Regions from separate parts of the Homo sapiens genome. Here region 1 is linked to region 2. A link is a loop called in an ENCODE intact Hi-C map of the cell type or tissue named here. Cell type or tissue: mammary epithelial cell. All regions are shown on one strand. Each heading gives the region's core, and the rest is flanking DNA. Links, peaks and the distances in the headings are about the cores only.

What was found. Hi-C counts contacts between places; a loop is a spot of excess contacts. Peaks named below come from ENCODE experiments on the same cell type or tissue, not always from the same donor. Only the 100,000 strongest peaks of a DNase experiment are listed, where the experiment ranks them.
Region 1: a loop joins it to region 2, with 8 times the contacts of the local background. A loop is called at or near these places in 3 of 110 quality-filtered maps.

What each region holds. Positions count from the first base shown.
Region 1 is chr1:153,462,346-153,471,367 of GRCh38, reverse strand. It overlaps LOC124904422 (a long non-coding RNA gene), which reads left to right and starts at 5,258. Exons shown (of 2, transcript XR_007066629.1): 1 at 5,258-5,429; 2 at 7,138-7,574. In mammary epithelial cell, for the core only: a CTCF peak has its summit at 5,457 (motif pointing left); no DNase peak of the experiment used is centred there.
Region 2 is chr1:153,351,360-153,360,381 of GRCh38, reverse strand. S100A9 (S100 calcium binding protein A9) reads right to left here and starts at 2,528. Exons shown (of 3, transcript NM_002965.4): 1 at 2,501-2,528; 2 at 1,949-2,113. The coding sequence starts at 2,098. RefSeq lists silencers at 6,582-6,631, 7,657-7,706. In mammary epithelial cell, for the core only: CTCF peaks have their summits at 4,725 (motif pointing left), 5,660, 6,601 (motif pointing left) and 7,773 (motif pointing left); DNase peaks (open chromatin) are centred at 2,631 and 4,701; H3K4me3 peaks cover 130 bases; H3K27ac peaks cover 468 bases.

The DNA.
Region 1 (9,022 bases), core at 624-8,623, 110 kb before region 2:
AGAAGCAGCTGGCCTCACAGAGCCCTGGAACCACCTCAAAAGGCACAGCTGAAGCACCTGCTCAGAGGCAACACTTTGCAAGGCTGAGGTTCTATCCTTCAGGAAGCAGTAGATACATTAACTATTTCCTTTCCTTCCTGAAGACTCATGGTTGGCCCCACTTACAATCACTTCAGGGACCCACCTGGGGAGTTTGTAGTTTTTATCCCCACAACTCTTGGTTCTGAAAGGTTGAAGATCTTTGTCCCCAGAGGAGGCACATTCTTGCCAGGGGACACAACAAGGCTGCATTGAACTACAAGCTACAGCTGCTACCAGGGCACCAACAGGGTAGAGGAGGTCAACAGGGGACCAACTGGGGAAAGGGGACCAACAGGGCAGAAGATGAGTCAATCTTGGGGCAGGAATAATTGATGTTGATCCACAGGAGATAGGGCTGCTGTTACACAATGGAGGCAGGGAGGAATATGTGTAGAACCCAAGTGATTCACTTGGCCACTTCCTGTTACTCCCTTGCCCCATTGTAACTGTGAATAGATAAGTGCAGAAACTCTGGTCTGAGAATGAGATGATGGTCAAGGACTCAGCATCTTCAGAAATAAAGGTTTGGGTTATACCATTAGGAACATCATTAAGATCTGCCAAGGTGATAGTGAAGGGTGAGGGGAATTTAGAGTGCATAGAAGAGGAAGGAGAGGAGTACCAGCTGTATCCCAGAGACCAGCTACAATGATGGGCGGTAATTCACTCCCTAGTCTCTGTCTTCTGAGTTATGCTTTGGGGAAAGAGGCCCATGGTAACCATGGAGGAGCTCTTCTCTAGCCAATGTGGAAAAGCAGATCTGTGATGGACAAGAAGTGGACTACAGAGGTTATAAAAATATGCCTGTTACAGGGCTCTCCTGCTAGAGGTGGCATAGTGGATTGACAATCCCAGCGGCTGCCCCTGCTGCTGGGATCCACCAAAACTTTTGTACTTGGGCCACACTTCCTGTGGGGCTTCTCTCAGGCAATGACTGAGCATGGCAGGAATACCAAGTGGGCCTGTTACTGAAAGACGTGGGGGTCCTCCATGGATGACTGGCTTGGGGACTCCCAACACGCATGGCTAACCCTTTCTTGGAACTATGCTGTAGTCTGAGACTCTTCTTACCCAATTCTCCTTCCTCCCGGGTCCCTTCTCAGGTTTCAGGCTTGCATTGAAGTCTGAAGGCTTTCCCTTCCTTCTCTTGCTATCTTCTTCCTCCCCAGTCATCCTTCACAGGTGTTTCCTCTAATAACATTTTTGCATGCCTAATCTTGTCTTGGCCTCTTCTTGGAGGATCCAAACTAACCCAAAGTGGCATATATATGCATTATTTGGTCAAAAACGGGGATTTGAGGGACAAGAAAAAGTCCTATACCTCGAAGTATCTCACCTCCAGCTTGTTACTGAAATTCCCCTATTAAACTATTTCTTTTGGATTGGGGCCACAGTGAACCACTCACCCTCATTTTCCAGTGTTATTCTATTCAGCATTGGCTTTTCCATGCCTGGTGTCATTGGAGTCAAGTGATTGCTAAGATAAATTGCCCAAAGTCCTGGCCCACCACTTCCAACTCCCACCTGCTTTGCCTCTCATGAGTGGCCTCTCACAGCCATTCCAGTTGTATCCTTTGTGCTGTTCAAGACACTTCAATCTTCATTCAAAGACAAGACTTCTCATTCCCTTCCCTCAGGTAAGACCTGTGATTAGCAAGTGCTTGCCTTTAGGGAAGAGGATGTGCTTTCTAGCTTTTACATCCCATAGCTTGCCATCTGCAGGGGCTCCAGGTATGCTGGGCAGGCTAATGGAGAGGAAGGACCTGGGATAAATCGAAAGAAAATGTTCAGGTTAAGATAAAAGATTGTGGAGACCAATGTTCTTTTGAAGTCTCATAGCGGTTGCCCTTAGAAAGAAGAGTTGGCAAAATGTTTGGTATTCAGACCCTTCAAAAGGTGCTAGACTCTTAGCTAATCTATTCAGAATTGGAGGGGCCTGGAAGAAAAAGGTCTAGCTATGTTAATAGAGATTTTTCACAGATGTGAATTTTCCCCTAAAAGGACAAAGCTTGCAGGGCCATTTCAACTTGTGACAAAGAAACATGTTTTTGGGGTAAAATATTTTGATTTTCCTCCTTGCCTTGTAATGTTATACCAGAGTCAGCATGGAAAGTAAGTCATGATATATAGGGTTAAATCAAACCCATCTGATGAGAATTTATGGTTTGTAGGGGTTGACTCCTCAGATTCTTTAGATAGGAATTTGGGCAAGATAAAAAAAATCATAATTTAGTCTTCAGAAGTTTACCCACAATTGACCCTTAAGCACCCCTGACCCCAAGCCCGCTCCCACCCAGGGTTTTAGAAAACTCAAGGATTGGAAAGACCTCAAGAAGGATAATATTCAATTGCTAGCTAAGAGGGCAGTGGAGTTGGGGTGGAGAGGATAAAGCAATTATCTTAAAAATTAAAGAAATGTAGTATAGTACTCAATACAATGAATCAGGTTATACTGATTAAATATTGAGGCTCCTTTTGGGATTTTTGCCAGTTCTCACTAGCTTATTCATACTTTCTTCTTTACAGACCTTTTAAATCTTTCTTTCTTTCTTTTTTTTTTTTGAGACCGAGTCTCGCTCTATCTCCCTGGCTGGAGTGCAGTGGTGCGATCTCAGCTCACTGTAACCTCTGCCTCCTGGGTTCAAGTGATTCTCCTGCTTCAGCCTCCCGAGTAGCTGGGAATACAGGCACCCACCACCACACCTGGCTAATTTTTGTATTTTTAGAAGAGATGGGGTTTTGCCATGTTGGCCAGGCTGGTCTCCAACTCCTGACCTCAGGTGATCCACCCTCCTCGGCCTGTGTCATGGGCCACGGTCACTTATATTTGGCTCAGAATAAATAACAGGGGATCCAACCTTGGGGAGAGCAGGAGAAGGGCTCGATGGTTAGAGGAAAGAGCTGGAACAGAAGTGCTCAGGTAGGAGCCAGCCTGGGCTGACGGAGGGGCAGAAAGAAGGGCTGGAGTGGTGTAAATGGAGTTCAGAGAGACAGGAAATGAGGTCTGAGCGGCAGGCAGAGGACAAGCCAATGAGGACTTCGCAAAATTTGAACTTTAAGCAGGATGGGAAACGACTGAAAGGTTTTTAGTAAGGGATATACCACGTTCATGGACTGGAACACTCTGCTATTGTAAAGCTGTCAGTTCTCCCAAACACAACCTGTAGATTCAGTGCAATCCCAATCCCAAAGTCCTTGCTGGAATTTTTGTAGAAATTGACAAGTTAACTCTAAAAAACATATGGAAAGGCCAATAATACCCAAGACAATTATGAAAAAGATGGGAGGATCTACAGTACTAGATGTTAAGATTTATCACAATAGCCCTGGTAACAGATACTGCTGGGCTGGTTCAATGACAGTCACATAGATCAACAGAACTAAATAGAGGCCTGAGAAAAAGACACACACGTATGGTATATTTATTCTGTGACAAAAGTGGCACTGCTGAGCACAAGCTTCTCAATACATTTTACTGGATCAACTGGATGCTCATGCTCATGAAACTAGACCACACAAGCAGACAAAATGACAATTCCAAGTGGATTGTAGGTCTAACTGTGGAAAGTAAAGTCATAAAGCCTCAGTAGCATATGCAAAGATATTCAAGACCTCAGTCTTGAAGATTTACTTCTATATTTTCTTCTAAGAGTTTGTTTTAGCTCTTATGTGTAGGGCTGTGACCTATTCTGAGTTAATTTGTGCGTATGAAGGAAGGAAGGGGTCCAGCTTCATTATTTTGCATGTGGCTGTCCACTTGTCCCAGCATCATTTGTTGGAAAGACTATTCTTTCTCCATTGAATTGGCTTGGCGGGCTTGTTGAAAATCTGTTGACTGTGAATGTGAAGGCTGAGAACACTTTATCATGAACTGTTAGCTTCACCTATGTAAAGATATCTTCTCTCTGCTCTGCCTCCTGTCAAAATCTGACAGGACTCTTGCTCAAAACAAGCTTTGTTTCCTGAGTTCTGTGGCCTTGTCTCATGTGGAGCAATCATGTCACATTAACCCCCTCCCCACCCCCACTCCACGTCCACCCTGTGGCACGGCTTTGCCTTTTCCCGGCTGCTTTATCATCTGCTTTTTCAATTAGGACTATTTTTAAAACATTTCCCCAGTTCTTAAATATTTTCTGAGTGCTTGATTCTAGATAGCTACATTGTATGGAATTCCTGAACCATTCTGACTCACAACACTTCTGATGCCAAATGTGTGGGGGTTATATTTCCTTTTTTAAAAATCCCCACACCAACCAATTCTCCAACTGTCTGAACACTGTCGGGGTATCATGCAATTCCGTTCTGATCCTAACTACCCAGAGTTAGCACAGACCCCACAAGGTGAAGGCTCAGCCCCACAACACTGCCCCCACTTCAGATGCCAGTCGCAGCACCTGACCGCCCATACTTCTGACTAACTGGCTAAAATTGGAGGTTCCTACAAATCCCCTCCTCAGGTTAGATAATCTGCTACAAGAGTTCACGGGACTCAGGGAGGCACTTTACTCATGATTACTGGTTTACTACAAAGAATGCAACTCAGGAAAAGCCACGTGGAAGAGACACGCAGGGCCATGTATGAGGGGCAGCACGGAGCTTCAAGGCCCACCCCAGGCGCCCACCCTTCTGGCACCCCACCCACTCAGCAGCCCGACAGCTCTCTGAGCCCCATCGTTTGGGGTTTCTATGGCAGTCACTTCATTTAGGCATGGTTGATTAAATAATTGGCCACTGGTGATTGAAGTCCTTCCCCAGCCGCTCCCTGGAGGCCCAGCCTGGGGCTGAAAGCTCCAGCCCTGTAATCACATGGTTGCTTCCTCTGGCAACCAGCCCCATCCTGAAGCTATTTAGGGGTCCACCAAGAGTCACCTCATTAGCACACACTCAGTATGGCAGGAAGGGGGTTGTTATGAATAACAAAAGATGCTCCCTCTCCCCTGTCATTCGGGAGATTCCAAGGATTTCAGACGCTTGGTGTCAGGAACAGGGACAAAGACCAAATGTCCATTTCGTATCATCACAGGGATTCCATGTGTATAGGCATCAAGATTTACGTAACCCACCATTACTAAAAATTTAATTATTTTAATTTATTCCTGTTTCTACCAACTCGATTAACAATTGCATCCCCAATACATGATTTTGTGCAGCGCCCTCTGGTAGGCATTGCAGAGAGAAGAATGCAAATTAAATAAGAAAAGCCCTCTGCCCTTCAGGAGCTTTTGGTGAAGATCTCTTTTTTAAAAAGCTGCAAGACTGCTGCCCGAAGTGGGACACACAACCTAAATAAGGGCGAGAACCGGCAAGGACGGCCCAGCCACGTGGAACCGCCTCGCAACTCTGGCGAGGTGGGTGCTCGGTGGCGCCACCGTGTGGAAGCTTGGGAAACAGAAAACCTATTCTCCGCGCTCAGGGCCAGAGTTTCATCCTGGGTCTCTGACTGGGGCCAACTGTAACGGAAACAGCCCTGACTGTAAGTCAGAATCCTACAGTCCTCTTTGGCCAGGGAGTCTTCCTGGAGTGACCTCCACTGCTTTCTCCAGCTTTCCAGTTTTAACCTACAGGGCCCAGCCTCCTCTTGAAATTGGGCGAGACGAAGAATGATCATTGCCAACTTGAAATTTGGTTGAACAGATACATTTCTCAGGGTACGCATGGGTCACTTCCCAGCACTGTCTGTGTATGCGGCCTCCGAGAAAGCAACCTCCCTTATCAGGCTAACAGAATTGACAGTAAATCCTCCCAGCAAACCCATTCGACAGGATGGTGGGTGTTAGTCCAAACTGCACCATTTTGTAAGCCCCCTGCCATTTTGCGGACCCTGGTCAGAGTGAAACATTCCATGTGGATTCAGGCCGTGAGAAACATCCTGCCTAACCACCTGACCGCAAGGCACAAGAGCATCCTTATCATACCCTGCTGGGCAAAGGCGCAACTGAAGGAACATCCCCATCATATCCTGCGGGGCAAAGGTCCAAGAAACAGCCTATCACATCCCGCTGGAAAAAGGTCCAAACCGCCTGATCACAGGAACATCTTATCAATATCCTCCCGGCGAGCTAGCCATACTGCCCAGACCCCCACCTAGACCTATAAATTACGCCAGCCTGTAAGCGGCAGGGGGCTCTGGCATTAAGCTTGTCCCCCACCTCCTCAGGTCTTGTGCTGGATGTAAAACCTGTGTTGCCATAGAGCCACCGACTCTCTCTGTGTCTTTCTTTAACCCTTGCCTTCCCTTCAAAACCTAACAGTGGGACCACAGGCTCTGGGCTGCAGCTGGGTGTTCTCATCCTCCAGTGTGGATGGCTCACAGCAGAACTGAGTCCTAATAACCTCTTGTGAATGCTGCAGAACTCTCTCTCTGTCTCTCTGTCCCGCTCCCCCAACTGCTGCACGAGTCCAGAGATGCAGCTGGCCAACACCACCCAGAAGGACCCCAAACAGAACAGCTGGCTGTCTCGGAACATTCCCGTGGCTCCCTCTGCCCTGTCCCTCTCACCGTGGCTCCTGGAAGTGCTCTATGGCCTATTGAAAGGACGCCCCTACAAAGCTTCCCCTGGTTCCCCCACCTGAAAAGTGATTTCTCCTCTTCCAAATTCTCACACACTTTATCTGAACCTTTCTGAAGACACCTGCCTCACTTGCTAGTTTGGCCAATGTTTATGGAGTTCTCTGCACTGGAGGCTGGGGGCACAATATAAGACATGGCTGGGTGGCAGCAAACATAGCATATGTGTGGCCAGGGCTGTCACTGAGACACGCAGGGACATGGGGATGATGTCTCTGCCTGGAGAAGGCTTCACAGAGAAAGTGCCACTGAACTGCCTGGGGACCTGGGGGCTTCCGGGCGCTGTCCGACTCCACTCTCTCACCACCCAGTGGCTCATTGGAGTTCTCTCCTGGGGCCGGAGCATTGCTCAAAGCACGGTCCACTTTCAATCCATCTCCCTGCCACCCTGACACCTGCACACTCAGAACAGAGTCAGCACTCACAGCATAAATGAATGGATAAAATACAGCAAAAAGAACAAATTGCTTTCTGTTCTCTTCCCCCAGCAACTTGAGATCTTCTAGAGACCCAGGAGTATGTTGCTTCTACCTCAGACTGGGGAGAGGGGAGCTCCCCAAAACGATGGAGGAGATGAAGATATCAACCAGCCAAATTCCTGTTCACGACCAGCCTGTTGTGAGCTCTCCTGGGGGATCAGCAGTGGCTGAGAGGTTGGATGTGTGATGGAGTAGGGTGGGTTTATGGAGAGTGTTTGTTCCAGACATGACACAGGGGAAGGGCTCACAGGGTTCAACCTGATGAGCAGGTGCAAAAGATAAGGCCCCTATTAAGGCTAATTTGCTGAGATTTTCATTTTAGCAAAAACAAATGATCAGTTTTTTGGATGTCTCAAATATGTTTGAAATTTATGTGTATTCTCTATGGTTGGGCATGAATTTATGAATGTATGTGTGTATAAATAAATTTAAGTGTGTCCTTCAAATAGTTTATATCAGGAATCAGCAAATTATGGTCTTTAAGCCAAATCCAGCTGGCCACCTGTTTCTGGAGGTTAGTGTTTATTGGACACAGCCATCATCATTCACGGGGACTTGTGTCTGGGGCTGCTTCTGGGCTGTGGCAGCATCTGCCCGCCCTGCTCTGTGCCATTACTGGTGTTTTGTTATCTGATGGCTTTGTGAAGTTCCTGGGCAGACTCTGCCAAAACCTGCCAAGTGATATAAGTTTGTCAGTTTCCATTAATTTCTTTCAGTGTTTGCTTTATATAATTCAAAATTGTGTTCTTATGTGTATAAGGATAGGACTATTATTGCTGGGCCTGGTGGCTCACACCTGTAATCCCAGCACTTTGGGAGGCCAAGGAGGGTGGATTACCTGAGGTCAGGACTTCGAGACCATCCTGGCCAACATGATGAAACCCCATCTTTACTAAAAATACAAAAATTAGCTGGATGTGGTGGCGTGCACCTGTAATCCCAGCTACTCTGGAGGCTGAGGCAGGACAATCGTTTGAACCCAAGAGGAGGAGGTTGCAGTGAGCCAAGATGACACCACTACACTCTAACCTGGGTAACAAGAGCGAAATTCTGTCTCAAAAAAAAGAAAAAGAAAAAAAAAGAATAAGACTACCGCATCTTGGTGACTTGCACACTAATCAATAAGAAATATTCTTCTTTTTCATTTAATCCCTTTTCTTAGAATTCTTTGTTGTCTTGTATTAATATTGTTGTCCCTGATTCCTTTTGTATTACTTTTCCTCTGTTCCTTTTTTCTAAACAGTGATGATACATAACTCAAAATGAATCATAGACCTACATGCAAACACAATGTTACAAAACTCCTAGATGGTAGCATAAGAGGAAATTTGATCATCTTGGTTTTGGTGATGACTTTTAGATGGCAACACCAAGGCACAATCCATGAAAGAAAGAATTCATAAGCTGGACTTCTTTAAAATTTAACATTTCTCTTTGTGAAAGATATTGTCAAGAGAATGAAAAGATAAGCCACAGACTGGGAGAAAATGTTTACAAAAGACATATCAGACTTTGTATGTTATCCAAAACATACAAAGAACTCTTAAAACTCAACGATAAGAACACAAACCAAACAATTAGAAAATGGGCCAAAGACCTTAACAGATATCTCATCAAAGAAGATACAGAAGGTGACAAATAAGCATATCAGAAGATGCTCCACATCATATGTCCTCAAGGAAATGCAAATTAAAACAACAATGAGATACCAGTACACACTTATGAGAATGCCCAAAATCTGGAACACTGGACAACAGCAAATGCTGAAGAAGGATGTGGAGCAACAGGAACTCTCATTCATTGATGGCAGGAACACAAAATAGTACAGCCACTTTGGAAGACAGTTTAGTGCTTTCTTAAAAAACTAAACATACTCTTACCATAGGATCCAGAA
Region 2 (9,022 bases), core at 591-8,590:
TCTTGCCCTGGTCATGGCATGAGTAAGCCTGGAAATGTCACCTCATTTGGTCCTTATAACAACTTTAACAGCTAGGAATGGTATCTTCCTGGAGGAAGACTTGAAACCAGTCCTAGAGAGGGTCATTAGTTTTCACAGCTTGACTATTGAGGGCATGCAAATTCAGATCTGACTTAGAGGCCAGTTCCACTCTGCTACCCCTCTGCACTTCACTCCTTCCCCTGCCCTCCCTTCCCTTCCCTCTGGAGGTTACCAATTAGTGAAACTTATTTCAACCAATACAACGGGGAAACACCTAGAAAAACTAGGTGTGGGCAGGGGAGATGGAGGGTCAGAGAGCAGAGTATGTGCTCCGCTGACCTCAAGGGTGTGATAAAGTATAAAAGGGGAGATGGTCGGACAGGGTGGCTCATGCTTGTAATCCCAGCACTTTGGGAGGCCGAGGCAGGCAGATCACCTAAGGTCAAGAGTTCGAGACCAGCCTGACCAACATGGAGAAACCTTGTCTCTACAAAAAATAACAAAATTAGCCAGGCATGGTGGTGCATGCCTGTAATCCCAGCTATTCTGGAGGCTGAAGCAGGAGAATCGCTTGAACCCAGGAGGTGGAGGTTGTGGTGAGCCGAGATTGTGCCGTTGCACTCCAGCCTGGGCAATAAGAGCGAAACTCTGTCTCAAAAAAAAAAAAAAAAAAAAAAAAAGGAGAGACATCAGGGGAGGTGGAAGACCCAGACCCAGGCGGGGTCCAAGAGAGCACTGGTTGGTTCCAGCTCTGCCACCCTCTGGCTGAGTCACCTCGCTAAGTCCCCTCCCAGAACCTGTGGGGTACCCAGCCAATGCGAGCACTCTCCTGTGCAGCCCATCCATGAGGCTCTGCTTCCTTTCCCACAGCATCGCTTTGCTTCTGGTGGGGGATGTCAGGTGGGGGGTGAAGCGGGCATAGGGGGTCACATGGAGGATAGTTTTGCCATGCGGCCTCTCTGCTGGGCCCTTTCTTGCCTACCCCACCCAGCATCCTGCCTGCCTGAGGCCTCCACCTATGGAGAGCTGTCAGGGCCCCTAACTCTGAAGGCTGCAATTCTCCACCTTACCAAGGCGGAGGGAGGGGCACTGGGAGGGCTGGGGACCTACCCCAGGATGTCTGGCTCCGGGACTGGAACTGAGACTGAGACCCATGTGTTCCACCCTTCTTAATGCAGGCCTCTGTTTCCCGACTTTCCCCAAATTTGAAAAGAAAACAAAAAGGCTGTTGGAAGTGCTCAGCCTTTTTCTTAGAACTGCCTAATCATTTTTGGAGCGGGGGAAAAACCTCCCAGTTCCCTGAGTGCTGTGCAGGTGCTCTCCATGTGCTCTTTATGCATTCATTTTCCACCGCAGACCCTTAGGATTAGAAAAGCCCCCAAGTCTTCCACCCCAAGTTCCCGCCTGAGGCTTAGGGTCTCCTCAGCTTTGTGCCAAGTGTCATCCTCAGGGGCTTCCCTCCCCAACATTCGGGGCTCAGCTCAAATGTTACCTCCTCAAAGAGGCCCTTCTCATGTACCCTAACTGGTCACCTCCACCCCACCCAGCCCCATTGCCCACAGCGCACTCTATCTCATTTTCTTCCAGGCACTTATTGGCATTTGGCTTTATCTGTGCTCTTTATTGGCCAACAACTTTACTGTGTGTCTCCCTCCACTGGAATAGTGGGCTCCCCATTTACCACTACATCCCTCTGCCCAGAACAGGGCCCGACAAATAGCAGGTGTTCAATTGAGCAATTTCTTGACCCTGTCGTCCTGTGTAACTGTGAGCACCTGCCCTGTATAACAGGACACTCGCTGCGTCTTGGGGCTGGGCTCCAGGAGCTCAAATCTTCCCCTTGATTGCTGTAGCCCATACTCCCATCCTCCCTTGTCAACCCAAACTGCGGTGAGGCTGGGTCAGACCTGCCAGAGTCCAGCCCTACCTTGAGAAAATTTTGCAGATCTTTTCGCACCAGCTCTTTGAATTCCCCCTGGTTCAGGGTGTCTGGGTGCCCCAGCTTCACAGAGTATTGGTGGAAGGTGTTGATGATGGTCTCTATGTTGCGTTCCAGCTGCGACATTTTGCAAGTCATCGTCTTGCACTCTGTCTGTGTAATGGAAAACCAAGAGTTGGGACACTTAGAAGAAAATGCTGTCAAGCTTCTTTGACACTTCCTACTAAGCACTCACAGAAATAGTGGGGGAAGTGCAAAATAAAAAGAAAGCACAGGCTGCAACTTAACTGGGAGATGGCCTGTCACACACATGTACAAAATGATTTTTTAGAATATCTACAGAGTGCCAAAAAGCAAAGCATTTGAGGGCAGGAGGCCCCAGGGGAACATGACCTAAGAAAATGTGAAAGAAGCTTTAAAGTAGGCAGGGCCAACCAAGGAGGGCTTCTAGGAGGAGGATTTGGAAGGAAGTTGGGTCAGGGAAGGAAAGAAGGAATCGGCAGGCAGGCTTCTGCCTGGGGAAGCTGGCAGCTCACTTACCAAAGCCGAGGAGCCACACAGAGTGTTTGCCAGAGCTGTGCAGGCTCGGCATTTATAGGCAGCTCCTGACTGGGGCACTTGGCCCTTTGGCCCTGTCTCCGGAAGATTGCTTCACAGGTGAGCAGTGTGGTAATGCTGCCAGGAAGGGGGCTGGGGCGGGGCAGGAAATGTTCACAGAGCGCCTTCTGCTTTTTTGTGAAATTCCCAGCCCTGGCCTGAAACTGGTTTGGGAGGAAGCTGGTTGTTTAGTTCATTTCCCTTCTATCCTAAGGCCCTACTCTCCCCGAGCGAGCCTGCTGCTCCTCTGGCACCACTCAGCCCCCCATCCCCTTTGAGGTTGAAGCAGGCTGAGGACCTATGGGGGCCTGACCCTCTCGGCTGCCCCCCATGGGCAGTCTGCCCCTTCCTTTTAGTCCAACAAGGATGGTCTGAGCTCTCACCCATGCTTGCCTGGCTCTGTGATACTTAGGATGGCGAGGGGTTGGTGTTCTTAGATTCATAGGGTGAGATTTGGGGTTAGAAGGGTTCTCAGAGGTGGGCAACCCTCTTGCATTGTAGATGAAGAAACTGACACCCGGAGATGGACCTGAGCAAGGTCACATAGCTGGTTGCTGACTTGGCAGGAAGGGGACCCAGCTATTCTGGTTCCTGGTTAAGGGCAATTCTGATGATACCTTCCTCTTGCAGTCTGAGTGAGAGAGCCTCAGGGCGAATATGTTTCTAGCATCTCTCAGCATCATTTTTCTAAATCCTGCTCCCAGCAAGGGTTCCAGGAACTTATAACTTGGGAGACAACTGTTTTTACTTAGCCTCCTGGTGGGCAAGATGTGTCCTTCTCCTGCTACGAACCTCCAGTTGCTCCCCATTGCCTATGGAGAAAGCTTGGCTTAGCCCTGCGCACAAAGCCCTCTTGGAATGGCCCTGCCTGTCCGGCCAGCTTCCCTTTCACTACCTCCCTGCCCACTGTGGGAACACAGGGCCCACCTCCCACCTTGCCACCCCAGGAGTGCCCTTCCCCTACTCCACAGTGATATCCTGCCCGCCCCCACGGCTCAGTTCTAATGCACTCTCTTCCAAGGAGACTGCTCTGTGCTTCCCATTTGGAAACAGTTTCTGTCTTCCTGACTATGATTCTCATACCACTTCTGGCTCTCAACACTTGCTTTCCTGGAGTAAAATTATATACATATTTTGCCTCTGTCCAACAATTGGCTGTAGATCCTCAAAGGTAGGTTCTCATTCATGTTCTCCTTCTCCTATGCACACAGCCCGGGGCTTGGCAAGAGAGACACCCTCGGATTTGCTGATTGATCCTTGCTGAAGTCCTTGCTGGCATCCTTTCCCGTCACCCCTGGAAGCCAGTATGGATGATCCACCCTGGGACTCCCTCTTGCTTGCTGCCCCCTCTCTCTATCAGGAAAGATGGTTCTCTTCTTCTACCTGCACTGGTTATTTTGTTCTGTCTCCATGAAGCCTTCCTTTATTGCCCCAGCCCCTCCTGACTGCTTTGTCCTCTGAAAGCCTGAGGCAATCTCTGTGTGTGCTAAGCATTGGCCCTAAGCATGGCCTGCCTCACACTGCTGAGATGCACCTGGAGTAGTGGTTAAGACTTCAGACTGTCTGTGTGACCTTAGGCAGTTTACTTAACTTCTCTGTGCCTTACTTTTCTTATCAATAAAATAGGATAATATCAGGACTTACCTTGAGGATTGCGACAATACATGGAAAGTTGGGAAGAGCTCAGTAAATAAAAGGTATTATTACTAATAATCTTTTCATTCATTTATGCAACAAATATTTGTTGAGCACCTACTGAGTGCCAGATATGAATGCTAGATGCTGGGAGAACTTGATGAGTGAGTCGCAATACAAAGGGGAGACATAATCTTATATCCTGTCTTCCAAATTACGTTTTAAACTCTTGGTAGCTAAGGACAGGGCTTGGCACAGTGCTAAGCACACAGCAAGCATCTAATAAATAAATGAGTGCTTGAATACATGAGTCGCCTACGAATGAATGAACGGTGCAGACACAGCTCAGGAATACATGAGGTAGATTTCCTATCCAAGTCCACCTTCCATTGTTTAAGCTAATAGAGGAAACCCAGCCAGCAGCCAGCAGCCAGCAGCCAGCAGCCAACCCTGTGTGCCAGTGCAGCCTGTTCTGCAGTCCCTGCACAGCCCCAGGCGCCCTTCCTGTGTGCTCCCATGGCGCCCTCTGCTGCCTCTGACAAAGCACTTCTCACTCAGGACCAAGGATCTCCAACTCACCCTTGCGGGAACCAGACCCAAGGTGAAGCTGGTGGGGCATGAGAACATCAACGGCAGCAGTAGGGCAACTTGTGGCCACTGATATGGGGCCTCAGGGTTGGGGACACTGGACAGTGGTGGCAACTGTGGGGAATGAGAACGTTCCTACCTTGAAGGGACAGCCAGTGTCAGGCCAGGGCTGCCACGTGGGAAAGTAGACCAGATGTTCTTGGACCTCCTGAGGGCCCAGGACATCTGAAGCTTTATATGAAAATTCCTGTTTAATACAATTTGTCCATTAATTTAAAATAAAAACAAAAAAAGCATGACAATGAAGCAGGGTGTGTGTGACTCAAACCCTGAGTGATGGTGTGCGGCAGGCATCTCTGCTTTGTCATGGAGCTCTCAACTTTCAGGTGGACTTTCTGATTCCTCCACACCACTGTGGCTCCTCTAGGCAGGGATGCTGCCTGCTACCCTCCAAAGTCTTAGCACCAGGCAAGGGCTGGCTCAGAGGCACTGGATGAACGCTTGTTGATTGAATAAATTCAGGAGTGCATGAATCAATGATGAAATGAGTGAATGTGACATAAACACTGGCCTGTCACCCTCTGTTCTGTGACTTTCTGCAGAGCCACTGACTGTGGTCATTTAGTGCTGATTCAGAATGAAAGTAAAATAGGGAGTTGGGGGAGAGAAGGCTCAGCAGTGGGTGGGAATGAGCAGCTGGTCAGGGTTTCAAAACAGACGGGAATCTGCACTTGGGGGATCTGATGCTGACAGTGGGCCCCCATCTTAGAAGGCCACTGCAGGCCCCCAGGTTCCAGGCTAGCCCAGGCGCAGGTGAGGCCAGGGCTGAGCCATTCTGGTTCTGACCGGAGCAGACAATTCCTGGCATGATCAGTAGGTGGCCGACACCCACCTGCCTCCTCACTGCCAGCCGAGGCCAGAGGTTGGACTGAGGGATGGTGGGATGGGGGTCTTCCCCTCTGGGTACTGATTTTCCAGGGAAAGTCGGAGCCTTCTGCTAGGGCATGAAGTGGGTGGGCCAATTTTCCTGGCTCTGTACAATGACTCGAGGTTTTCACTGGGAGAAAAGGGTGTGGCTTTTTGGGTTAAAAAACAAATAAGTGGCCGGGCACGGTGGCTCACGCCTGTAATCCCAGCACTTTGGGAGCACGAGGCGGGTGGATCACAAGGTCAGGAGTTCGAGACTAGCATGGCCAACATGGTGAAACCTCCATCTTTACTAAAGATACAAAAAATTAGCCGGGTGTGGTGGTGCGCACCTGTAATCCCAGCTACTCAGGAGGCTGAGGTAGGAGAACCGCTTGAACCTGGGAGGCAGAGGTTGCAGTGAGCCAAGATCGCGCCATTGCACTCTGGCCTGGGTGGCAGGGTGAGACTCCATTTCAAACAAACAAACAACCAAGCAAGTAAACAAACAAGCAGGCAGAGGTTCCTGCAGCTACCATCAAATCACTGTGCTCTTTCCCAGATGCCTGGGACCCACTGCGGGTCTGTCTTTCCCTTCTCTGCAGCTCCCACTGTGGTCTTTCAGGGAGCTTTACCCCTCCTGTGTTGTAATGGGGGTGTTACAGCAGGCACACAGTGGGACCCGGACTGAGGGACTGAGCTGGTTTTAGTCCTTAGCTTTCTCAGACTTGCTGGTGGTCTTTAGAAGTGATTTCCATGTTCGGGCCTCCATTTTCTTATCCATTACATGAGGAGATTGGGACAGCTGACCCTTAGGTCATTTCTAGCACAGATTCCAAGTTTTGATGGACTCTTGGTGGGCTTCATGACTACTACTAGCCTCATGGCCCCTGGACACTGTCTCCTGGCTTACTTGCTCCACCTGCAGGTGAAGTCAGGTCCCTCTCCTCACAGGGACTCTGATGCCTGAGGCCCAGCCCCACTCAGGCTGCGCACAGCCTGCTGCCTATTCCTCCACTCCCTGTCTTCCTCCTTGCTGGGAGTCCCAAGTGCTCTTCCTTGGAGATCTCTGGGTACGGGTCTCCTAACCACAAGCGCCCTAACATCCCCCATTTCCCCAGTGCTCATTCTAGACTCTAGTGCATTAGGATGACTTACAGAAGCTATCCACGGGTAGCTTCAGACCATTGTTCTACCACGTTTGGGCTCAGTCCACATCAAGCTTTGACCACCCCTGGCATCCTTGTGGCCTCCCTTGACTGGCCATCCTGAGGTCTCTGAGGCCCTCTGCTGAGAGCAGCCGCACTCCCTGCCCCCATGCTGGGCTGCTCCAGCATCCACAGTGAGGACCCTCCAATGATCTGGCTTCTTAGACATTCAACCTAAGCTTCCCCAAGTCTGGACCTCTCCCCCTGTCTCCACCTTGGCTGCCTCTGCTCATCATCCTCCTAATTTCTCAGACATGCCACCTTCAAAATTGAGAAAGCTGGCATTCCCTTTTGTTGCCTGGCTTCTGTTGCTCCAACCCTTTCTCCTCCCCGATCTCTTGGGAACCTGGCTTTTGCGCTCACTATGTCCCTAGGTTCCAGATCTCTGCAGAAATTTTTGGCGAGTATCTCAGCATCTGGCTTTTGGCATCCTCTGCTCTCAGGACTCCCTTTGAAGTCCACAGCCCTTTGTAAAGAATAAAGGGTTTTCACACTCAGCAGGCATTATAATCACTGGCGTTTGGATCTGTCTCCCTCATTATATTATTAACTACTTGAGAGCAGTGTTCTCAATGTACTCATCCCTGGATGATAAGCTTTGCATATGAGTGACACCTGACAAATGTTTGCAGAATAAAATGAATGACTGGCTTGGTTTGGCCAGAACTTATGCTTAGGAGATGGCTATGCCCTGTAATTATGAAGGCGTTGGTGGATAAAGCTAGTTAGAAAAAAAAAAGACGTGCCACACAGAAGCATGAAGGTAAGGAAGGAAGTGGAAGGGAGTGATGGATAAAAGAGGTTGCTCAGAGACTCCTAGTGAGTGAAAGGTGACTCCGGAGTTATCAGAGGGCGCATGCTGCCACCTTGTGGCCTATCTGCATCAGGACAGCCTGTGGGATTCCTTTGGCCCCAGGTTTTTAATCTTTTTGCTCTCTGGACCCTTTTATATGTATTCATAGAAGTTATTGAGTATCCCAAAGAGCTTTTGTGGATTAGATGTATCAGTATTTACTACATTAAAAGTTTAAAAAATTTAAAATGATTTATTAACTCACTTAAAGTACCATTAATAAACACATTACGTATTACCACGTTTTTAAACAATTAAAAATAATTATATATATATGTCAAAAGCTAGTGAGAAGAGTGTTTTTTTTTCACATTTTTGCAGACCTTTTTACTGTATGGCTTCAAAGAAGACAGCTGGTTTATCACATCTACTTCTGCATACAAGGTATTGCTGTATGTTGCTTTGGTTGAAGATTTGAAGAAAATCCAATCTCCCACAGATAAGTAGTTGCAAAGGGGATGAATACATTAATAGCCTTTAAATATATAATTGTGGATATTCTTCTCTCATATTACATCAAAACCCAACAAGTGATGGTTTCTCAAAGGTTAGTTGCAACGTAAAGTCTGAAACCATATCAATGAATTATTTGTTCTCTGTTACATTAGAATCAATTGGTCCCTCTTAAAATTTAATGGATCTTTTATCCAAACTTTGTGACTTCATATATTGATCATTTGGAAAATATTGGTTGACTGAGTTATGTACGTCTTCTAAATGCTGACATCATTTATTACTCTCTATATATACATATTTATATATATCACACACACATATAAATAAACCACATTTGGCCGGGCGTGGTGGCTCACGCCTGTAATCCCAGCACTTTGGGAGGCTGAGGCGGGCAGATCATGAGGTCAGGAGATCGAGACCATCCTGGCTAACACTATGAAACACCATCTCTACTAAAAATACAAAAAATTAGCCATGTGTGGTAGCACATGCCTGTAGTCTCAGCTACTTGGGACACTGAGGCAGGAGAATCACTTGAACCCGGGAGGCAGAGGTTGCAGCGAGCAGAGATCATGCCACTGAATTCCAGCCTGGGCGACAGAGATAGATTCCGTCTCAAAAACAAACAAAACAAAACAAAACAAAAAAAGCAAAAAAGCCCCACCACATTTGTTAATATCACCACTGATCCTGTCAGTAGTCTTCAAATATTGGGAAGCTGTCAAACTCATGGTGGCAGACACAAATTTTCCAAAATTCAAATTTTTGACTGAAAGCTCCAATTTTATTATGCTAACAAATTGTAGTTGTTTTCCCGGA